Linked DNA regions of Mus musculus: regions 1 and 3 are each linked to region 2. Evidence: chromatin loops called from intact Hi-C (ENCODE). Cell type or tissue: left cerebral cortex. All regions are shown on one strand. Region 1 overlaps Maml3 (mastermind like transcriptional coactivator 3). Region 2 holds the start of Setd7 (SET domain containing (lysine methyltransferase) 7). Region 3 holds the start of Gm36008 (a long non-coding RNA gene).

The links. Peaks named below come from ENCODE experiments on the same cell type or tissue, not always from the same donor. Only the 100,000 strongest peaks of a DNase experiment are listed, where the experiment ranks them.
Region 1: a loop joins it to region 2, with 2.5 times the contacts of the local background. A loop is called at or near these places in 2 of 42 quality-filtered maps.
Region 3: it touches region 2 in a loop (2.9-fold over the local background); 8 of 42 quality-filtered maps call a loop at or near these places.

What each region holds. Positions count from the first base shown.
Region 1 is chr3:52,025,893-52,033,892 of GRCm38, forward strand. The region is part of intron 1 of Maml3 (mastermind like transcriptional coactivator 3); the gene reads right to left. Among named protein-coding and RNA genes, the nearest start is that of Maml3, 75 kb to the right of the region's middle. In left cerebral cortex, CTCF peaks have their summits at 1,516, 3,200 (motif pointing right) and 4,406; DNase peaks (open chromatin) are centred at 3,901 and 4,507; H3K4me3 peaks cover 724 bases; H3K27ac peaks cover 320 bases.
Region 2 is chr3:51,557,162-51,565,161 of GRCm38, forward strand. Setd7 (SET domain containing (lysine methyltransferase) 7) reads right to left here and starts at 3,662. Exons shown (of 8, transcript NM_080793.5): 1 at 3,357-3,662. The coding sequence starts at 3,396. 5031434O11Rik (RIKEN cDNA 5031434O11 gene) reads left to right here and starts at 2,824. Exons shown (of 5, transcript NR_160686.1): 1 at 2,824-3,047; 2 at 3,588-3,728; 3 at 6,570-6,728; 4 at 7,415-7,550. In left cerebral cortex, CTCF peaks have their summits at 2,872, 4,296 and 4,500; DNase peaks (open chromatin) are centred at 2,230, 2,608, 3,010, 3,649 and 3 more places; H3K4me3 peaks cover 3,224 bases; H3K27ac peaks cover 3,128 bases.
Region 3 is chr3:51,507,802-51,515,801 of GRCm38, forward strand. Setd7 (SET domain containing (lysine methyltransferase) 7) reads right to left here. Exons shown (of 8, transcript NM_080793.5): 8 at 7,517-8,000. Gm36008 (a long non-coding RNA gene) reads left to right here and starts at 3,187. Exons shown (of 4, transcript XR_003954701.1): 1 at 3,187-3,357; 2 at 5,628-5,681; 3 at 6,158-6,295; 4 at 6,854-6,893. In left cerebral cortex, CTCF peaks have their summits at 3,260 (motif pointing right) and 5,795; DNase peaks (open chromatin) are centred at 3,268, 5,827 and 6,131.

The sequences.
Region 1 (8,000 bases), 470 kb after region 2:
TCTGACCTCAGTGGGCCTTTCAGGAGATCTTAGGGAAGAGAAAGAGAATGAAAATCACTAGGGTCAAGGAGAGGACAAAGAGGAAGGGGGATGGAGGAGGGAGGGGAGGAGGGGATGGAGGGAGGAAGGGATGGAGGGAGGAGGGGAGGAGGGGAGGAGGGAAAGAGGGGATGGAGGAAGGAGGGAAGGAGGGGATGGAGGGAGGAGGGAAGGAGGGAAGGAGGAGGAAATCAGGGGAGAAGGAGTCAAAAAGAGATGCGAAGGTGTCAGAGGTTTTCATCTCCTCTACTGCTCAGGGATGTGACTTGAGCCCAGTTACCAAAAGCGTCAAAAGTCTTGCCAATGCCAGAGAAGTGCTGGGGACAGCCACAGTGTCAGGCATGGAGGCTGCACACATGGTATTTTAGCACACTTTGCTAACAACGCCTATATGTTATTAAATTATAATGTCCCAGAGCACAACAGTAATTGGGAGAGGAAGTGTGTCACTGGGTGGGTAATAAGACACTCCTCCTAACTACCTGAGAGCAAGTCTTCTGGTGGCCTTCAGATGAAGAGGCAGAATTCTCAGCTCCTCCTGCACCATGCCAACCTGGACGCTGCCATGCTCCCGCCTTGATAATAACGGACTGAACCTCTGAATCTGTAAGCCAGCGTCTTAGTTTATTGCTGTGAACAGATACCATGACCAAAGTAACTCTTTGGTCATGGTCAAAGGACAACATTTAATTGGTGGACTGGCAAGATGGCTCACTGGGTAGAGGCACCCACTAGAGCCAACTGACTCCTGCACGTGGTCATCTGACCTTCAATATGTGCAGTGGCATGTGCATGCACGCACACACCAAATAAAATGTACAAACAAGGCAAAAAGCAATAGGAAGACAAATGTATGAACACCCAAACATGTTTAAGTACATACATATGAGAGAGAGAGAGAGAAAGAGAGAGAGAGAGAGAGAATATGTGTAGTAAAATCAGACTGTGGGGAAAGAAAACACTGGGATTGGTTGGTTTTGTTTTGTTTGGGGGGGGTTGGTTTTGTTTTTTAAAAAAAAGGGAAAAATGCCTCAAGCTGACACTGAGCTGGGCTGTCACTCTGGTTTACAAGGACAGGGATAATCGCCTGTCTTGCTCACCACCACATTTCTGATTGTGGCTTCACTCAGCACTCAGAGAGTACTTCAGAATAATTTGTTGAATGAGTTGCCTACATTCACATCAAATCAATGGCTGGGAAAGGATCTCTCTTAATATTTTAGCCTAAGTAAGTACTTCAACTTCGGAGCTAGAGATAATCACATTTTAATCTATAATAATCTTGTTTTTCCGTTATGAAAATGTTTTCCCCTTTTGAAAGTGAGCTTACTTTTTCACTTCATTGATGAAGAGAATCAGAATAAAGCAGAAAACGCTGAAGGGGGTGTGTGTAAGGATAGGTTTTATAAGTGAAGGCAGGACCCACAAAAATAAGAGGAGGTAGGCTCAGTAGGTAGTATGCTTGGTTTGTCAGCAGGAGGAGCTGACTTCTATCCTTTTATGACTTCTATCCTTTTAATGCCACAACTGAGGGGAGAGAGACAGGCAGGTCTCTGGAGCTCTCTGGCCAGCCAGCCTACCCTGCTGGGGTTGTTCTGGAGCAGTTAGAGACCCCAGCTCAAAAAAAAAAAAAAAAGGTAAATGGTATTTAAGAAATAACACCCAAGTTTGGCCTCTGGCTTACACACACACACACACACACAATGAAAACAAACAAACATGCCTTACAGGCCTCTTTGCAACTGACATTCACAATTTAATTGAAACTGGCCTTTGCTCAAGGATGCCTGAATTAGAACCACGCCAACCATGAGAAAGGACACCATCAGGACAGCCGCTTTCAGGTGAGCCACTAAGCGGGGATAGATGCCCAGCAAGGGTGACTTCTGTCTCATTTATATCAAACTCATACTTGCCCAAGACCTGCACTCACCCATACGATCCCCGACTCTGGAGTGACCAGCAGTGAGCTGCATGGATTTCCTCCCTGCTGATAACCTCTTGGGGGCACCCAGCCTTGCTGCTCGCATGGTTTCAACCTGATCTGAAGTACTTATGACAACTGCTATATGCTTCCCACATCAGGCCAGCGTTTCCCACTCGCCCAAGTCCCCTCTGCTGGAGTCATCTTGGTCTGTTGGGCCCTGGTCACCATCAGGAGGTTTCTCCAGCAGCTGTCTTGAAAAGGTTGGTGGGTTGGGCACAGGTGTACGCAGGCCCCACCCTCCTTCCTGTCACTCCACCTGTGCAAACAGCAAACCTGCCTGAATTCGTTCCATCCAGCTTGACTCCACTGGCTCATTCCTGCAGACATTTCTGCTGCTCTCAGAAGCCCTGCAGAGGCAAGCACTTCCCCAGCGTCCTAACTTTTCAACTTGACCTAGACATAGAACCTCCTATCCGCTATATCCAGTTACTCGTGTTAATTCACATGCTAAAAAGCAGGAGGTCAGCAGGGCAGGTCAGTTAGATCAGTTAGGGGATCTATGCTGAGTAAGAGGCCAACCCAGGCAGGAAAGGAGGGAGAGGGACAATTAGACAAGATCTCCCATCCCTAACAGAGACACTGTCTCCAACCGAGGGCCACTTGCAAAGGAAAAATGAGCTTTCACAAATGGACTCTCATTGGCTATGCAAAACAGTCTTAGGGGAGGCTCCATTCACGTTCAGCCGTAGATGCACCAACATGAAATGACTCGACGGTATTTTGGGTGATTTTTTTTTTGTCTCATATTGCTTTGTTTGGGCATTTTTTTAAAAACCTTACTAATCTTTTGCTTATATATTATGGTTTCCTATTTTGAGTTTGTATGGTGTGTATGTGTGTGTGTATGTGTGTGTGCACAGGTACATGCATGCATGTACATGCATGTTTGCAGAATGTGTTTCTCATGCTGTTTTGTTTTATTTTGCTTTTTAATTTGCCCATTTGTTTGTTTGGTTGTTTTTTTTAAAGATTTATTTTTTTATGTATATGAGTACACTGTAGCTGTACAGATGGTTGTGAGCCATTATGTGGTTACTAGGAATTGAACTCAGGACCTCTGCTCGCTCCTGCCCCGCTCACTCCGGCCCAAAGATTTATTTATTATTATATGTAAGTACACTGTAGCTGACTTCAGACACACCAGAAGAGGGCGTCAGATCTCATTACGGGTGGTTCTGAGCCACCATGTGGTTGCTGGGATTTGAACTCAGGACCTTTGGAAGAGCAGTCAGTGTGCTCTTACCCACTGAGCCATCTCACCAGCCGGCCAGTTTGTTTTCTAAAGAGAGAGAGAAAGAAGGTGTGGAACTGGAAGGGTGGGGAGGTGGGGAGAATCTAGGAGAAGAAGTGAGACGGGAAACAGAACTGTGAACGGAATATATTACATGAAGAAATATTTATTTTCAATTAATATTTAAAAAAGCAGAAGACCAAGACATCTACTTCCTTCTAATGTCAAGAGATCCAAAGTGGCATGCGAGAACAAACACAGGCTTACACGTTAACCTAGGACAAAACAAACAGACAGACAGACATTCATCTCTCGAGATCCAAAGCCTCACAGGACTCATGCTTTCAAAAGCAACAGCAACTTAATCTAAATCTCTCACGAAATGCATCGAGAGAGACTTTCTCTTCCCAGATCCAGGAAAGAGATAATCTTTCCATTTCTAATTTTATGGGACCACGATGAAGAAGAAGCAACGCGTGCGTGCATCTGCTTTCTGTTCTCAGTGACCAGCTGGACAGATGGTCCAGAATATCATTAGTTAAGAAAGCTCCCATTCATTACCACAGAGTCCTCGGGCAGGCTGGGGTGGGGTGCAAGAATGTCCCAGAAGGTGTTATTTGAAGAATGTGTTCGTGTCGAAGACATGAGTCCATGTGGTGGATGTGGGGGAGGAAGAACAGACAGCCTGTTGTGATCAAACAGCAGCCGCGAGTTCCTCAACACTGGCACGTCCACCAGACACTTCCGGCTCCTGTTCTACCCACTCGGTCGACAAAAAACCAGGGGGAGGTCCCAGTAGCTGTCATGATCCCTCCATTCGAGACACAATTCCTCCCAAACAGAACTCTCTCCCAGGACACGATTCCTCCCAAACAGAACTCTCTCCCAGGAGGTCGACCAAAGAGAAACTGCCATTTTGTTGGCTTCTTAGCTCATACAGAATATGAAAAAGGAAACAGAGGGTCTGGTGTATCTGTCTCAAAAGCTATGATTCCAGGCTGAGCTTCCCTTAAGTATAACTCACCACCCCATTTGGCCAGGAGACAGTATATGAAGGGGTGGCCAGTACTAAAGAAGTCCACGAGAGGAGCCAAATCTGTCCAACTGTCCTGCTTTCTGTATCAGATCATACCCCCGTTCCCAGCTCAACTCCTCGTTCATAGCCACCAGAGGGACTCTGATGGATGGATGACTTCTGCGGTCCTATTCATCTTTCTTCCCCCTCGCCTCCCCACACCCTGCACTGAGCACCGACTGGGTACGAGATGTTCTGTCAGACACCCACAGGGTTACAGGGAAGTGAGGACGTGCAGATGCTCGGCTCATGGGTTTACAGAGCGAAGTTTGTGAGTGACAATCAATCAACGCTCACAGCTTCTACACAAATCAGTCTTCAAAACGGCTCCTGCACTGACTTCTTCGCTGTAGCCCTCGGACCTGGAGAGTTGTGCAGAAGAGATCAGGGATGCCTTAAGAATGAATGAGGAGGCAGAATCAATCAAGAGGCAGATAGGGAGCATGGAGCAGGAAATCAGAGAAAGGATGGGCCCAGACCGTGAAGGATGTGGGAAGCACATCCCTGCTCATCCACCCCCCGGCGGTCCCCACCGCTGTCTTCCATCTCTCTGTCAGCAGCTGCTGGGGCTTGGAAGAAATCAAAGGCAGGGTCTCCAACTGCTGCTACAATGGGCCCTGAACAAGTCCCAACTTCACAAGAACTTACAGCAGCCTGCGTGCTGGGCTACCTGCTCTAGACTTCACACCTAGGCTTACACATCTTCCTGAGGCAGGCTTTGCTTTCTGCCATCTGCAGCTTGGCAAGGTGAAGAAGCCACTGGCCCAAGGTCACATTGCTGACTAGTGACAGGACAGGAACATGATCTAGACCACGTCCCTTTCAGGATCAGGTTCTTGGGTATTTTACGGGAAGGGCTCCTTTCTATACCCTGACCAAGCCACACTTGAGACTGTCCTAAATTAACTGTCCCCGGTTATCCGGATATGGGAACCAATCCCAGGTCACTGGGAAAGTAGACATGCCAGCAATGGTAAGTTCAGTGCTCTTGTGGCTCCTGGTAAAGACTCCCTTGCCTCAGTCTCCAGTATGGAGGGCAACCTCAACTATGATGCTGCTTTAGAGAGCAGACTGTGAGAGATTCGATCATGGATGAATGTCCTTCAGGAAGGAGGGCACATAGGATAGAAGCAATTGCTATGTGCATTCATGGTTGTCTCTTTTTTCTTGAGAATTTGGACAGCTAACAATCTTTCTCCTCAACTAAATTTCCCCTGACTCCTGAAAATGAGTCATTTCAACCATAAATGAGGAAGCAGCTGATGTTTCCCAATGACTCCATACTGGAAAAAATTCTGTATTAGTTCCCATGGCCTGCATCCAGGTACTCAAGGCCATAGACAGGTGAAGCAATATATTGATTTTCTTAATTGTTAGAAAAATGTCTTAGGCCAACCTAGAAAACATTCAGAATCACAAAGGTATAAATCACTCCAAAATAAGTTTTTACAAAATGCAAGACAGATGTTTGGACTTGCTTGCAATGCATTAAAGAAAATAGCACAATACTCCCTTGAACAAAGACTACCACAGTGTAAGTGGTAGCTAATTGTGAAGGGAGAAAAGAGTGTTTAGTCACTTACATTTTTGAAGTAAAGGTTAATTTGCTGGAAAATGAGAAGTTAAGACGTGTGTAATGAACCCAACCATCCACAGCATAAGGAAGGGAGGCAGGCAACTCAAGGAGTTAGAGCAGGAGGCTGAGGCATGACAGGAGAGGTTGAATCTCACTCAGGCTCTTCCCACCATTCAGCCATGATGGGCAGACAGGCCTGCCATGGTCAGGATGTGCATCCACAGAACGCTACTCCAACTATGGTCACTGGACTCATGTCCCTAAAACACTGACAGCGTTTCACAGAAGCTTCGGGGCCCAGCCTCGAACATTATAGACATATATATGTGTATACTTATATGCATACACATACATACATATCCATTAGGTTAGTGACTACCCACTGTGGAGTTACACAAGAAAATCTTCCAGTTTCTGGTTCTTTGTTTGTATATTATCTTTTTGGCTTAGGTTCGCCCAACATAGAAGTCTATTTGGTTAGCAGAGGCTACCCGCGATAGCTATTTTAACACAAAACACCAATTTTACTCAAACCAATACATATCTTTATTTCTTTTTAGCACTCCCATATGAGGCAAACCCCCATGTGATCTTTTTATTTATAAAAACAAATTATGCACTGAGCACTATCCTATTGGGAAAGGGGAATTAATCATTTTAATTATTAAGCAGAGCCAAATATTTGTATATCCTTGAACCCCACATATATGAGCAGTTAGGTGAATACATTCTCCCTTGTGCCTTACTATAAAGGGCTGTGTTTCAATACATGGATACAATATGATTATATAATAGATTCCTCTCACTTGTATACTAAAACATAATCCTTTATAGTAATATATTGCAACACTTTCATTTGAATGCCTGTGACTGTATCAACGTCACTTTGTATCTTCTAAACATATTTTAGACTTCATTTGCCTAGATCCTCCCCTCCTCCTCCCCCTACACACAAGAGAATTATTTCTGATAAAGCATAGGTATGAAACAGAAGAAAAATGTTTAATGTTATGAGATTAAGCTTGTAAGGAAAACAAAGCTCTCTATATACACGGGGACCGAAACACAAATGTAAACACATGTCCATGACCCATTCCTGAACACCATCAATCAAACCCCCACTGACTGGCTGTCTTCTCACTAAAAAAGAAACTGTGAGGGGTGGAGAGATGGCTCCTTAGGGTAATGTCCTTGCTTTGCCAGTGTGAGGATCCAAGTTCGAATTCCCATCACACAAGCAGAACACCAAATGGTGAGCTCCAAGTTCAGTGGAAGACACTGTCTCCAAAATATACAGTGGATAAAGGGGAGAGATGACTGAGAAAGACTTCCTGATATTATCTCTGGCCTCCACACATACCAGCAAAAGTTAACAGGATCCCAGACACATGCACATAATACACACAGAGAGAAAGAGAGAGAGAGAAAGAGAGAGAGAGAGAGAGAGAGAGGGAGAGAGAGAGAGAGAGAGAGAAAGAGAGAGCGAGCTAGACAGAGACAGAGAAAGAGGGAAAAAAGAGGGAGAGGTGAGGAAGAGGGAGAGAACAGACCCAGACATCCTCAGACAACAAGCTCACTATTTACCAATACTACATGTTTACTGAAATAAAGCTTTCAAACTACTCCCTTGCAAGTTGGTGGTGAGTTCAATTGGTAAGTGTAAATTTCCCTTGATGGGCAGCGATGTACTGGAATATGGGCCTCTGGCACTATACGAGCTGTACAAGAAAAGACAGGTGAGTGATGCCTGCATTTGAGAGTCCCAGTAGTCAACAGTGAAGCCCTACTGGCACTGTTTTATTAAGTGGCTTTAAGAGTTAGCTGCTACAACTGCCTAAGTCACATAAAAAGATAGGGCAACGCAGCTCCACGCTCTACCACCCTGGAGAACATCCTAGGTCCTCCCAGGCAAGGCCTTTTCCCACCAAAGGCTTTGGCGGACGGCACTGCGGTTGGCTTTTATGCTGCTTTCTTTTACATTAGGTATATTCTCATCATGTTAAACCCTGTCAAGTTTACTGCTCAGGAACTCATCTTAGAATAGGACCCTCGCTTTGAAGGCCCCTTCCAAGAAATGTCAGGGGACAGTAAA
Region 2 (8,000 bases):
AAGTTTCTCTGTAAACCGAGGATAATATAGTACCCACCTCCTACGGCTGGATAACGTCTGAGCATCACTCAGCATGGAATCTGACATAGTGAGAGCCACAGCGATGCTGATATAATAACAGCTGTGACGAGGAAACCATCAGAGGACAATGTGTGCACAGAGATGAGAGGCACCAGTGTACACAGACGACTTTCTATTTAGGAGAAGGTCACAGCCGTTCATACCTGTTTAGAGATGCGTGCTAGATTTTAAGGAGCGAGCGATGCGAAGTGCCAAGGCCAACACGGACCTGGAGAAAGAGTGAGGGATACAGTTTCCAGCCAGGGCACATGGCAAAGCTGAGCCCAAAATGCTTCCCAGAGCCTTTTCTTTTCTTTTTTGATGCACTTGTTTCATTTTATATGTAGGAGTGTTGGAGCCAACAGAATTGGAGGTGCTGAGGTTCTCAGTTGCCATGTGGGTGCTGGGAACAGAATCCAGGTCCTCTTCGAGAGCAGGCACCAAGCCATCTCTCTACCACTTTTTATTTTTTTGAGACGGAATCTATCTATTTTACAGGTTCAAGCTCTGTTAGAACTCCCAGTCTCCCAGTCTTAAAAAACGATCCTCTCTCCTGCCTCCCATGTAACTGGGATAACATATATGCCCCACTATACCTGGCTTTTCTAAGGACTTTAGAATACTAAGTCACTCTTGGGCTAGAGTATGTAGCTCCGTGGTATATTGTTTGCCCAACACAGCAAAGGAAACAAGGGAAGGAAGAAAGAGAGAGAGAGAGAGAGAGAGAGAGAGAGAGAGAGAGTGAGTCTTGTTGTTGTTCTTTTAAAAATCCAGGAATAGATATCACATCTGTAATGGCAGCACATCATATCAAAGCCAGCCTGGGCCACAGAGATCGTGTTTCACAGATCCACAAAAACAAAAATCTGCAAAAAAGCAAAACAAGGAAGTTCCTCTACTTGTTTACTCTTAGGTAAAACTGAGTGACTGCCCAAGACAAGCCAGCGTTTAAGCCAGCTGTCATAGCATAATTATTAATGGTGCCTTTCTTGCTCTAATGAGCTGATTTATAGTAGTGCTATATCTGTCCATCCTATATAAAAGCCCCCCCCCTCACCACCCCTACAGTTAAGGTAAAGAAACTGCAGTGTTTTGAATCTACTGGACTAACATGAAACCTGAAAATATACTTTAAACATTTCTTATCATTTTGAGACAGGGTCTTATAGTTCAGGCTGGGTTTGGACTTGCTATGCAGCCGAGGGTGACCTTGACCTCCTGATGCTCCTGCCTCCGCCTCCACCTGCAGGTGTGTATGCCACGGGCCTGGTTTTTGTTCACATGCCAGTGCTAGGATCATAAACAACAGAGCACATTTTCTAAACATCAGCCCTGGAGAAGGTGGCTTGGGCTGGGGGCACTATCTGTGCTTAAGGGTTTGTTTTTAAAAATTGCAAGTAAAAGAACAGGAGGAGGGGCTGGAGAGATGGCTGAGTGGTTAAGAGCCCCGGCTGCTCTTCCATAAAACCTGGGAAGAATTCCCAGTACCCACATGGAAGCTCACAACTGTCTGTAACATCAGTTCCAGGGAATATGACATCCTCACGCTGACATACATGCAAACAGAAACACCACTGCGCATGACATTAAAGAATAAAAAAATCACCATCATCAACAACAACACAAACAAACCTAAAAAATACTGTTTAGGGCAAAAAAACCCCAGGAAGAATGAGAGCGACAGTGGCACTTTGTTAAGAACACTTTTTCTGTCATAGCAGAAATTTACAAGAAGTCAATAACTTTGGAAGTTAAAGAAGGCTTCCTATGATTGGCTCAAACAATGCTAGCTGGGCCTCATTAATCCCAACACTGGGTTTATTTAGAGAAATGTAAGCTCTGTGGATCCGCATTTTAGTCTCTCCAAAAGTTACAAGCAAAACTATGTACTTAAAAGTTGTTAAAAAAAAAACAAACAAACAAAACAAAAACTAAAATGAAGAAATACATTTTACAAAGTAAATTAGAATGGATGCCTTTCCGGAAATTCAAAAAATTATTCTGCTTCATCTCACCCTAAGCCTTCAGCAGTCTGCAAAAGTTGTATTTATGGACACACCAAAGAGATTTCTCCCCACGTAGCACTAACAAGTACATATCCATATGCATTTGTTAAGCACAGCCACTTTTTCTTTATCGTTTGTCAGACCTGTTTATACAAATGAGATCAAAACCAGATTCAACCACCGACTTAAAATTAGTCAGTTGCTGTGTTTAACAAATTCTGGAACAACACTACGCAATCTTGCAAAAACATCACGGGAACACTATCTGGGATAGAATAAGATAAATAATAAATACGCTTAAGAGTGTTTTCCAGTGTTCGTTGTTACAAAATCATAACCTCTCAAGCCACAAACAACGAGATTGTATAACGTCGCCACGGACGTTTTATAAGTAGGGGGGCAAAAAAGAAAAAAAAAAAAAAAAAAGAGGCGGAGAAACTCAGCAAAACACGGTGGCGACGGGAGTCGGGGGAGGGGTGCGCAAGAGGGGGCGGAGAAACCTGACACCCAGGCGGTGATATCACCGGCAGCCGACAGCTCGGAATTCAGAAAGTTAAGTGTCACCCAGCAATTTGGGTCCCGGCTGGAGCGTCCGCACGGCGCGCCTGCACCTCGCTGGGAAGCCGGGAGGGGGAAGGGCGGGTGGCTGAGTTCGCCCAGGGGCAGGGTAGCCTGGTGGGGAGCGGCGTGCTCTACCTAGCCATGATTTCATCTTTTTTTTTTTTTTTTTTTTTTTTTTTTTTTTTACCCCGGAGGAGCGGCCAGGGCCGCCATGTGCCTGGTGTGCGGCCGGGTGCGTTGCGATGGGAGACCCACCTAGACCCGGCCCTGGTGGCCATGGGACGCAGCGACTCAGTCAGGAAAAGGGCAGGCGGTCGGAGAGGGGAAGTCGAGGTGGCTGAAACAACGCTGCCCCGCGGAGATCGCGGGCCTCAAGGGACTGCCCTCCCATCCTCCATCCCCGCAAGGACTAAGGCCAAGGTGCTAGGCAGCGTCGCAACTCCCAGGGAGGATGCTGCCGAGGCCAGGCGGGATGCAGGGGCCCAGCTTTCCCAGGGCGGCGGACCCCGCGGGGCCCCATTCCCCGCCCCTGCCCCGCCGCGCCCCGCACGCTCCCGGCGGCGTGGCGTAGGCAGTGCAGCCCCCGCCTGAGCCGAGCGACCCGCCATCCGCTTAGGGACCGCGGCGGCCTTCGGCTCGGCCCGGCGCGCGTCGCAGACCGCCACTCTTTTGGCGCTTTCCGCCCCAGGCGCCTGTCCCCACCCCAGAGTCCTGGAGAAAAGCTTGTACCTTCCACGGCTTCCTCCACCACCTCATCGTCGCTATCCATGGCGGCTGAGACCCTACCCAGCCCGGGGCCGTGCGGCCGGCTCCCGTCCCTCTGGGTGCTCCTGGTGGCTGAGCGAGCGCTGGAGCTAAGCCCTGCGAGTTTGGAGGAGGGGGAGGAGGGGGAGGAAGAGGAGGAGCAGTCGGGGCGGCTCGCGCTGCCTCCCCCTACAGTCCTTTCAATTCCTCCGCCAGCCGCGGCAGCCGCAGCCGCCGCCCCCTCTCCTCTCGTCCCCGGTCCCGGAGGCTCTGGGGTGCTGCCGCCACTGCAACTTTCTCCTGTGATACCCCCTCTTTGTTATGGAGCAGCTGATCCGCTGACATCACCCGGCGCCGGTGCGCTCCCTCCCTCGTTGATTGACAGTTCCCTGTCCTTTCCCAGAAGTGAGGATCCTTAGAACCCAAGGTGCTCCGGAGCTGCGCCGCCTCTTAAGACCAGGCAGTGGGCAGACCAGGCGGCGTTTACCTTTTGGCTTGGTTCACTGTTCGCCAGCCACGCGGTCCAGGTCGCCGCCGGCTGTTCGCTAGCGCCGGGGGCCTCGAGGGTACCCGCCTGGGGTGGGTGAGGGGCTCAGAGCACCTGATACCCCACGATGTGCCACCAGGGACTTGGAAGTGCGTCATGCTGGGTGTTCCTACCACTATCTCACTCCTGGACAGCTGGAGCGCACTCGGAACTAAGGAAGCCTTTGGTTCCTGAGCTTCTACTTCCTCTTGCCCTCGAGCCCCACTTCACTCGGCTCGCTACTGCCCAGAGTTGCAAAGTGCGGCGGGCCCAGGAGCGCAGGTGCCCCGTCCCCCTTCCACTGCCCAGCGCTGCCTCCACAAGCCAGTTCCCTCGACTCCAGGGGGCGTCCTGCGTCCTGGATTCCTCCCGACTGAACGTCCTACCCAGGAGTCCCCAGTCTCCATCTTCTTTCGCATCTCCAGGCCCCTAGAGAGATCCAGGAATTCAGCAAACCCAAATGGCAGCAGGCTGGTAATCAGGCCGCACCCGAGCTTTGGCCGATTCCTTCTCCTTGTCTTGAAGATGGAGCCACCAAGCGGAGAGCCGGAGCCAGGACCCTGTGTCTAGCGCTCCTCCTTCTCTCGCCTCCGGTCCTGTATTTGTGATGTCCCTAGATGTTTCTTTAGTTTCTCCAAGTGCCAACCACTTCACAGACTCAGGCATCTTTGAGGGAAGAAAACTCCCTTCCCAGCCCAGCCACTTAAAGAGTGTCATTATGTCCTCTTACAGGTGGCAGCAAAGGATCTCTTTAAATAGCGGGTTAAATGCATGCGCATGTACCCAATGTACTGTGGAATTACCCGGTGCTGGTCTGGCCTTCTGCCAAGAACAGTCATCGTGGCGGGTGGGAAGGATGGGGCAGGAACCAAAGAAAGTTGTTCCTTTTCGTTTTCTGAACAATAAATGAGGCAGGATTTCAAGTCACTTCCAAAGCCTGAGAGAGTCCCCCCCCTCCTTAATTTCTTAAATGCCTTTTTTTTTTCATTTTCTTTTTCTTTTTTATTTAAGGCAGGATCTCCTGTAGCCCGGTCTCTCACCTCTAACTCACTGTATACAGGAAGACGATTTTGAGCTAATCATCCCGCCTCTATCTTCACAGCCCCGTAATTACAAACCTTGGCAGCATGCTGAATTTATAGTACTGGAGATACAATCCAGACTTTTCCATGCTAGAAAAGCAAGCTCTCCACCAAATGAGCTGCACCCCCACTGGCTGATATATGTCAGCCAGAAAAAAAAAAAAAGTAAAAGAAACAGGGCATGGTGGTATTAATCGCTGCACTAGGGAGGCAGAGGCAGGTAGATCTCCGAGTTCAAGGCCAGCCTGTTTGGTGTATAGAGTGAGTTCCTGGTCAGCCAGGGCTACATAGAGAAATACTGTCTCAAAGGGAAAACCACTTAAGAGAAAAATTATGGAGACACTAACCCCAAATACCATCAGAAATGTTAGCTCCATTCTGACTGCGTTCGAAAGAGGAAGGTTGTGGATGTGGAGTTAGAAGGCTTAGGGTCCAGTCTCCTTCACCTGCAAAGTGCACCAGGGTGGCCACTCTGGCAGTATGGGTTCCTCTTCTGGGCATTAGATACTCAGGCCATATGGGGAGGGACTTCTGTGGTTTAGGCTGGTTTACTCTTTGACCCTTTAGCCTAGGCTACACCACTGTACACACTGGCTCAGGCTACGCTGTCCTGAAATCTTCCATACCCCTCTGAAGTCTGTCTTGGGATTGATCTCCTTAAGGGTCTTCCAGGACAGGTACCAGGGACCTTTGTTAGGCTCCACAGAAATCTACACCTGCAGGGAAATATGAAAGGATACCTTCAGATTATAATTTAATCTTTTTTAAAAAACGATTTGATTTGATTTATGTGTGTGTGTACACTCATGCATGTGTATACGGCTGCATGCTGTGTGTGTGTGTGTGTGTGTGTGTGTGTGTGTATACCAAAGGAGGCCAGAGTGCATTGGAACCCTGGAGTTGGAGCTACAGGCAGTGGTAAGCCCTTGAATGTGGGTGCTGGGAACCAAATGTGGGTCTTCTGAGACATCTGCAGCCCACATAACATCACTTGAAAACATGAATACAGAAACAGGATTGTACTGAGTGTGTGTGTGCACATGTCTGTGAGTGTGTGCTAGACAGAGTCTCTCACTTGCCTAGAACTCATGGAGTAGGGTAGGCCTCAGATACCCACCTGTTTCTGTCTTCCCGGTGGTTAGGTTGCAATCATACACCTCCACACTTGTCTTTTGTTGCTGTGTTGTTTTGAAACCATGGACTCGGGAGTTGACGAATCTCCCCGGTCCTTATTCAGAGTTTCTGAAAAGGCATTTACCGTGCTTCATCCCTTCTGGCTTTGAGCTGTATGAGCTCTCCCCTTACCTTTAATTCTTATGTATCCCTGCTTTCCTTACGCATGATGCTGGTGCTCACATGACGAAGAATAGCAGATGCTCATCTCCTTCAGTTACTAGACAATAAAAACGATGAAAACCGAAGGAAGAAGCAAAAATAAATTTATTTCTTTACTGAAAGAAGGTAATGTCAGGGCAGGAAACGCCCCCTCAGGACACAGACCCAGGCTCACGGTGGGAGGGTACACGTGTGTGCTGAGGGAGGGGAAGGGCCTGCCACAAGTGTCTTACCTCTCTCTGTCTTTGGGTTCAGAGGAGAATGTCCTCTTGGAGGAGTGCGGTTAGCCCCGGTGTTAGGAGCAGCCTACCTGTGTCAAGAGCCTTTCCATGTGCTGCTTTGAGAGTGTTTGGAACCGGCGCCCATTCCCTGCCTCTACAGAAATGGATCTCGAATGTGCCTAGAAGGATCTGGGTGAGGAACCAGGGCCCTTCTGGTATTGTTGCACGGCCAGGAAGGAACTCGCCAGCTCTTTCCATCAGGAAGGCAGCCGTTAGGACGGTCCATCTCGGTGCTTGACTTCCTCTTGTGACTCTAGACCACAAGTTTAGGGAAAATGTTAGCTGGATCCCCTAAAACAGTGGTTCTCAACTCCCCTCAACTGCGAGCCTTTAATACCCCCTCCCCAACTATAAAATTATTTTTGTTGCAGAAAGGACTTTTCTGTTTCCTGTAAACAGGGCTGAGTTTTGTTTTTTTTTTTTTTTTTTTTTCTCCCAGACTTGATCCTCTTCTGTGATTTGGCCAAATGCTTTGTTTCAGCCCAAGTGCCAATGGCATCTTTTGCACTGTTCCGCTGGCCCCACGTGGGACCCATCACGTTCTTTCCTACCATGCTCTTCTCTGAGAGCTTGTTTTACAAACTCTCCACGTGGCTTCCGACTAATGCGGTTATGAGCTAGAAATCAATAAAGCTCTTGGTCAGAGACAGTATGCAGCAACAACAGCAGCTGGCTGGTCCTAACGCACAGACCCCAGTATAGCGGGGCGCACACGCGATAGCACAGTGGAGCCCTGGTTGAGACTCCCTTGCACGATATATAGTGTGCTGCTTGTGGGGTTTTACTTGTAACTTTATTTTAATTAGTTAATTATTGCAGGGCTGAGGCCGCCACTACTCCTAGCCCCTTGATGATTCAGGAATGCCTCTACTGGCTGAGCACGCCCTCCGTCCCTCAGTGATCCAGTCAGACAGGAATTCATCACTGAGCCACTACTCCGGACTCCCAGCTCCTAGTGAGTATACTCCTGCTGAGCCATGACCCCAGTACATGGAGAGACTGGGCTAAGCATCTGTGGTTTAGCTTCTGTTGTCCTCACCTGTGGCCCATCTCTCCACACTCAGTGTGGGGAACACAAGTTCTTTCTCCAGTGATATTGTAAAATTGAAATACTCAGCTACTTGAGGTCATTTTCCCACCCGTGGTTCACAAGGTTCATCTCCTTGCAAACATGATGTCACTTTTACAGGAAATACATGTCTAAAACCTTCCCGCATCTGAGGTGCTTCCTATGTCCTGGGTAAACAAACTTGTCAGAGAGCAGATGTGCGTGCAGGGCACACTGGGGCAACTAAGCCAATGTGGGTTCACTTGTGGTTGTTAGTAAAGAACTATTCCCACCCAGCAGATCAGGGTTAGGAGACGCACGGTTCTCAACACCCAGAACAGGTCTCCAAGCTCCTGG
Region 3 (8,000 bases), 49 kb before region 2:
AAAGAGGAACAGGGGCTGGGGGTGGGGATACGAGTGGGGACGTTCATCTTGGAAAAACCTTCCTTGGCTCATTCTTTTCCCAGATCTTCAAAGGCACAGAACGTGGATGCTTTGCCAGCGTGCTACGAATAGTTCCACTTTTGAGGACAGACCTATGAACCAAACTCGTAGGACCAATGTTCAGAGCAAGAGTCTCAGAGTAGTCACAGTTAAGTGAGAAATGTGACTGCCATAGGGACAGTGGGGCTGTGCTAACATGTCCAACACTCTTTCCCCAAAGGCAGAATGACAGCCAGAGGGCAGCTTAATGAGAAGGGGATCGGACTGGAGGAGGGCTCTGTGATAGTCGTGTAACATTCAATGAAACTTGAGCCATCCATTTCACAATACGGATTAGATGTCGCTGGGCCCCGGAAATTAAAGAAAGGCAATTGCTCAGCTACAATTATGGCAGGTAATGTTTGCCTCAATGGTTCTTGAGCTTGGTATGTTTATAGTTAATAATGTTTGGGAATCTTAAAATTGTTTCATGTGTTTTTTAATTCCAGATTTGAAATCATAAAAGTGGGCATTATAATCTAATGAATTCCCCCATGAGCTGGTCTCTCAGCTCTCCACATACGGCGAGTCTGGTTTTATCTACAGCTCAACTACTTCTCCCAGCCCTGTATTATCTTGAAGAAGATTCCAAACCTTGTGATGGCTTTGAAAGACTATTTTATTCAATCCCATCCGGCTGGCTTGCCGCTCATTCTTCTTGTTCTCTAGTGACGTTAGGTATCACTGCTTGGGCCCTGATATGGCCCCCAGAGAGCACTTTTCAAGACAGTTACCGTCATCCCTTCTGCTTACCTTTAACCTTCTCATAATTCCCCACATACACTGCCATACCCGTCACTTATTAGACTCCAGAGGAAGGCAAAGTTCCAGGGTTGTGTGTCCTGCCCAGGTGACTCTATGCAGTTAACGGGCTGAACATAGAATTCAAGAGACCCGACATTTGAAAAATCTTCTGTGTAAAGTCACCGACCCCACTGAAGTTGGAGGGCAAGCTCTGGAATGTTGTCAATGGTTCATAAGGCTCATGGGTGGTGGGTGGTCCTCAACACCCGCACGGAGGACTGGAGAAAACCCACTTCGTTTTTCTGATGCCCCCTTCTCCTCTCCCTTAGGGTGGATTTCCTTTCTCCCTGAATCTGAGATGCCGAGTCTCAAATCTGGTGGTCCACGGTGACTGTGGCAAGGGAAAGCAGTACAGCCAGTGGTCGGCTTCTGTCAGGTTTCCGGCTCTATGCCCCATGCTGGGGGTATCATAGGCCTTACCTACCTAAGAGGTGTTCTTGTGCACACACATGTGCGCACGCACAAGTATGTGCTTACACATGCACTCAGGTGGAGTGGTATAATTGTAATTTCACGTGTATAAATATATAAACAAGAGATGACAGCTATCTTACTACTTGCTTAGGAAGCAAAATCGTTGCTATGGGGTATGCTACCTCCTTTGGTATACATAACCCACTCAAATGACAAGCTGGACTGTGAATTTTTAAAATTAGTTTCCTATGGATTGGCAAGATGGTTCAGCCATCCAAAGCAGGGATGCTGAGGCTGTGACAATCTTGGTTTCATCCCTGGGATCCACACATCGGAGGGAACTAACCTCTACAAGCTGCCCTCTGACCTCCACACTCATGCTAACACACACACACACACACACACACACACACACACACACACACACACACACACAGAGAGAGAGAGAGAGAGAGAGAGAGAGAGAGAGACAGAGACAGAGACAGAGACAGAGACACAGAGAGAGATTAAAATGTTAAATCACATTTTAATTTATTTTTGTACATGCATGTTTGTACACATGTGGAGGTGAGAGGACCACTCCCAGGAGTCTGTGCTCTCTTTCCTCCACTCGGGGACTGAACACAGGGCCCCAGGTGCCACAGTAGCAGCAGGTGCCTTTCCCCACTGAGCCATCCGGCCATCCCTGACTTAATTTTCATTTCAAGCTTTTTTTTTTTTTGAGATGACTGTCTCACTAGGTAGCCCTGGTTACCCCTGGAACTTGCTGTGTAGACTATGCTAGCCTTGAGCTCATCTATAGATCCCCTTGCCTCCTGTGTGCTAGGATTAAAGGCATGTGCTGCCATGCCTTGCTTATCTCCAGCTCTGGGTACAGGTGCCCAAGACGTCCCTATTTTAGAGAGGTGTGCTCTCTGCCAGAGAGCAGCTGGAGCCTGGAATCAAGAAGAAATCCATGAAGCTGCCTACTACCTGTAACTTGATTTAATTCCTTGTGTTTGGTGCATATGATGAAGGCGAAGACAACATCGTCCATGAACCAGGACTCTCTCTGCAGCAGGGACTGAGCACTGAAGATGACATAGGGAAGTTCAGGGTTTAGAGCCTTTAGGACTAATGGGCGCATAACTGCATTCTAGCTAAAGCACCTTAAAGTGCCTGGAGACTTAAAAAAAACAAAAACAAAAAACAAAACAAAACAAAACAAAATAAAAAAACACCTCTGGATGGTGGTGGCACACTCCTTTAATCCCAGCATTTGGGAGGTTGAGGCGGGTGGATTTCTGGGTTCTGAGGCCAGCCTAGTCTACAGAGTGAGTTCCAGGACACAGAGAAACTTTGTCTTGAAAATCAAACCCCAAACCCCAAACCATACCAAACAAAAGAATCTTTGTCTTTAAATATAAACCAGCTTTGTTTGATGCAGTTTACTGTAGGCACCAAATGTACTATTAGCCGTCTTAAATATGGGCTTTAAAAACAATTACGAAGCTATTCAAAGTTCAATCTGGTGATTAAGAAAAAGATTAGGTAAAGTTGGTTTTGTCCTTTGTGATGTGTGCATGATTGAGCACGTGTGTGTTTGAGCACGTGTGTGTGTGTGTGTGTGTGTGTGTGTGTGTGTGTGGGTGGGTGGGTGTGTGGGCGTGCGCGTGCGCGCCCCCCTACCCCCCACCCCCCCAGTCCTGCCACTCAGCCACACCTGGGCAGACTTCTCCTTTTTATTCTTCTTTGTTTTGTTTGTTTGTTGTGTTTTTTGTTTTGAGAAGTTCTTATGTAGCCCAGGCTAGCCTTGATATAGCCCAGGGTGACTTGAATTCCTGATTTTCCAGCCTCTGTTTCCCTTCTCAAGTGGTATGTGCCTGGCCTTTGTGTTTCTTTTGAAGACACGTAGGAACTAGGCCTTAGGAAATGATAGGAGGATAAGCTCTCGCCACAAGAGGGCGCTGAGCCACAGAGAAAGCCAAGGATTGTCTGGGAAGCAAAAGCTAGGGGTGAAGGCAATTTCCGGGGAGCCCCTAAGGAGTCAGCGGATGGGAGGTAACTTTCATTTTTCTCCTCACTTCAGTCGCTCAGACTCCAAGCACAGGGCTCACTCTTCATTCATTCCCAGCATCTTCTTTTCCGTTCTGGAGACTGGCTCTGGAGCCTTTGCCTGGCCAGGGCAACTCACTTCCTACGACTACAAACCCTAGAAAACATGCAAGGCAGCACAGCGTGGGTGGAATGGGGGCGGGGGGGGGGATACATCTCCGGTGATCTCCTTACAGTCCTAGGATACCTTCTGTCATTTTCACCCCAAGGTCTGAACTCAGGAAGGTCCTGCACCCCAGAGCCAATACAGCCCTGGTGTGCTTCCCCTGACTCAACGTCCTCCTTGCAGAAGACACAGGCAAAGCGCTTGCCCTAATCGGCTCTAGATTCCTCTGTCTCCTCGCCAATCTTGTATTTCCCTGTGTGGCCACACAGGATGTGAAAACTGTCACTGACAAAGTGTCTCTCCACTGACACTTGTGTCCTCGTCTTTATCATTATACCTAAATATTAGCAAACCTTACATTTGTGTGTCTATATGTGTGTGTGGTGTATATTCTAAGCTTCCTGAGTTCAGAAAAGGGTATTGGTCATTACCACCCTTTGCCTTATTCCTGGGACAGGATTTCTCCTCGCTGAACCTGGAGCTGAGCTGGTGGCCAGCAAGCCCAAAGTGGCCCTCTTGTCACTGCCCCACCCCTGAGATCAACAGCTGAGGTGGAGGCCACAGCTTAGCTTTTTATGTGGGTCCTTAGGGATCTGAACTGAAATCTTCATATTTGATCAGCAAGTCTCCAGTCCCAAGTCTGCATTTTAAAAGCCTAACTCCATTGTCCAGCAATTGCTATTGTAAGTTACATCCCAAGGAGACTGGGTTCTGCAATGGGCCTGGGCAGCATAGTAGAGCTGGCCCTGATGGCGTGGGTGCAGATGAGCCAGCCCGGAAGGCATGAGGGAGCATGAGTGGGAGAGTTGGCCCTGCCCTTGCTGGTGGTGGCATCGGTTGAGCCAGCCTGGATGGGGCAGTAGAGCTTGCCCTTATGGTGTGGTTGTGGCAGGCTGCCCAGGGTAGATACTTCACAGGCCCAGATCCAGGGCTTTCATCGAATTGGCCCATGCCAGCATCTACCCCATCAATGAACTGCTGGAGTGCGTGAAGGACCTGGTCCTGCAGATCCAAAACTGCAGGATCTCCATGATACAGAGCAACAACAGTATATCCAAGAGGAGTCCCATTGAGGTTCCAGTAATTGATAGAGTAGCAGAAGCCAGAGGCCTTGTCACCTGACCAAGGACTCTGCAAGCAAAGAAGTGTGGGCAAAAGGGTATACTGTGGGGTACACTGTGACAACACTAAAGCTTCCACAATGAGATGTTTTTGTTGGGGTGTTCTTGCGCACGCCAGACGACGCTGCAACAGGATCCTTCTGCACACGTTTATTGGGAGAGCTTGATTGCAGAGGCGAAAAGACCCCGAGCCCAGAACTGGTGCTGCTTATATAGGCCTAGGAAAGGCGTGTCTCACACCCGGATTGGTTATGCACTAAGCCTCATTTGCATGTTCCTCATCTGATTGGCTACTCTCTCTCTCTGTACCTCACAGAGCCTCATTATCATACCTCATTTGCATGTCTCACATCTGATTGGTTATACTCTCAAAGCCTCATTTTCATGCCCGGGCCAGGCAGTGTCTTTGCAAAAGACTTTACTGCATATGTACACATTGGTTGTTTGTCCAAACTTATGCGTGGTGGCCAGCAGTAGTCAGTGCCACTCTGCAACGGCACATGTGGCTTCCCACAGGGTGTGGAGAGGGATGGTTGCAAGGGTATGAGGGGAAGGGGAGGTGAGTGGGACTGGGGTGCATGATGTGAAATCCACAAAGAACCAATAAAAAGTTAAGAAGAAAAGCACCTGGAGCTCTGCCTCTCCTTAGCACCACTCCCCACTTCCACGAGGGCCTCCATCTTCACCGGAGTCTTCACACCACACAGGGGAGGAAGGTCTGGGGAATAACATGGTTTCAAGAGTGTTTCTGAGCCAGATGTAGTAGTAGTAGTAGTACACGCTTGTCATCCCAGAACCTGGGAGGCAGGAGGACTGCCCACAGTTTGAGGCCACTCTGCGCAACATAGCCAGACCCTGACTCAGAAAACCAGAGAGGTGGCCAGATGGCTCAGTGGGTAGCTGTGCTTGTTGACAGCCCCTGTTAGATCCCTGGGGAAACTGATTGAAGGGGAGAACTAACACCGTTAAAGTCATCTTCTGACCCACAGGGACCGACACCCACCCTCCACGGGACAAATGCACTCACCTCATCCCTCTTCCTGGTAAGCAAATAAATGTGATTTAAAATACTTCCCAACCAACGAAACAAGACTGTTTCTAAAAACTGCAATAAGCTCAGTTGAACAAAATTGCTTTGTGAAGACAAACATAGCTTCTTCACTCCACTGGGTGGCTTTCTGGGAAAAGGCTTCCAGGTCTTTAGGAACACAATTCCCAGCTGCTCACTGGGTACCCCAGCCCACTCCTTCCTCTCTGCTGCCAGCCCTGACTTCTACTAAGGTTCCTGAGAAATCCACACACAATTATTTCAGGCTCGGGGGGCGGGGGGTAGGGGATGGGTGTCTCTCCCTAGCCTGGAATGTTTTTTGTTTTTGTTTTCCTCACCCTCAGGAAAGCTCTGAGCTACAAGGTTCAGCCCTTCCCCAGCTCCTTGACTCTTCTTCGCCCAAGCCTACCCAGGAGCGCACATTTGGTCACTGTGAGGCTTGTTAATCAACGCTCTGCTTCCCACTTGCAGACAGCCTCTGGGCCTGCCATATGGAAAGCTAAAGAGATGTCAGATGGATGAACATGGCTTTACATTCTGCCATAAGTAAGCGTGTGCCCTACACATCCAGGAAGACACTGACCCCTGAGCACTTGTCATCGGTGGGGAGTGAGTATCCTTGTTAGCTATGGCTAACTTGCTGGAGCCTAGAGTCCCTGCTCTCCTAGAAAAGAAGAAAGGGGTTGTGGGAAATGTTTTCCTTCCTTCCTTCCTTCCTTCCTTCCTTCCTCCCTCCCTCCCTCCCTTCCTTTCTTTCTAAAAAATACTTAGTGTTGTATGAGCATCTTGTTGCTGACACATCAGAAGAGGGCATCAGATCTCATTACAGATGGTTGTGAGCCATGTGGTTGCTGGGAATTGAACTCAGGATCTCTGGAAGAGCAGACAGCGCTCTTAACCACTGAGCCATCTCTCCAGCCCATGCTTTCTCTTTTTAAAGCTAAACTTTTGCGATTACTGGCAAGGGGCATCTGTGCCACAGTATATATGTGGCAGTCAGAGATAACTTGCAGGAGTAGGTTCTTTTCTTGTCATCTTTTGGGTGCGTCCCAGGAGTTGAGTTCAGCCCATTAATTAGGCTTGGTGGCAAGCACCTTTACCTGCTGAGCCATCTAAGCTGGTCTTAAGATCTTTAAGATTTTATTTTAAAGAACCATTTTCCTTCAGACACTCCAGAAGAGAGCATCCGATCTCATTATGGATGGTTGCGAGCCACCATGTGGTTGCTGGGAATTGAACTCAGGACTTCCGGAAGAACAGTCAGTGCTCTTAACCACGAAGCCATCTCTCCAGCCCAATCCATTTTACTTTTAATTAAGTGGATAAGTGTGTGTCTATGGGAAGTTATATGCACACGTGCACATGAGCTGCAGAGGTCAGAAGAGGCCATGACCCCGAGGATCCCTGGAGTTGGAGTGGCAGCTGTGAGCCATCGGACACAGGTTCTGGCAACCCCGGTCCCCTGGGAGAGCAGTGAGCACTGTGTAATCTTTTTTGTTTATTGTTGTGATTGTTTTTGTTTTTCTGAGACAGGGTCTCACTGTGTAGCCCTGGCTGTCCTGAAACTCCCTCTGTAGACCAGGCTGGCCTCAAACTCAGATCTGTGTTTTCCTCCCAAGTGTTGGGATCAAAGGCCCAGGCAGTGTGTCATCTAAACCACTGAGTCACCTTGGCCCCATCCCTGTATTAAGAATTTCTAAACAAACTTCCAATGTAAAGTTCATTTAGTAATTTAAATACACAGGAAGGCACAGTCTATGGGCACTGTTGCTGCTTTTCTTGCCTAGACAACTAAAAAACAAAACAAAACAAAACAAAACTGACAACAGGAGATTGTATATTTTGTTTAATACTTGCATTGTTTCTATAGCGCAATTATAGCAATCTTTAAGTTTACTTTTCATTACAAATATTTGTCAAGTTTTGTTTCAGAAACATTTTTCCTACTTTCTTGCACATGCGCCCAGACACACTACAAAAAATTCATTCATAACACAGTAAGGGCAAACATTACTCATGTAAACATCTTCCATTGATTTCCCGTAATTAAAAAAAAAATCATAGAATTATATATTGAATAAGGCTCATAGATTTAGTTCAAATTCCACAAAAGACCAAAGATGGTTTTTTTTTCTTTTTAACTGTGATGGGTTGACTTTTGGTTACAATCAAGGCCGAAAGCATAACCCCCTGGCTTCCACTCCATAAACGTACCTCACAACCCAAGAAAATGCCTCGTAGGATAGAAAGAGAACATAGAAAAACCAAGAGGAAAAAAAAAAGAAAACATTTGAAGAAAGGAGCCAAGAATCGT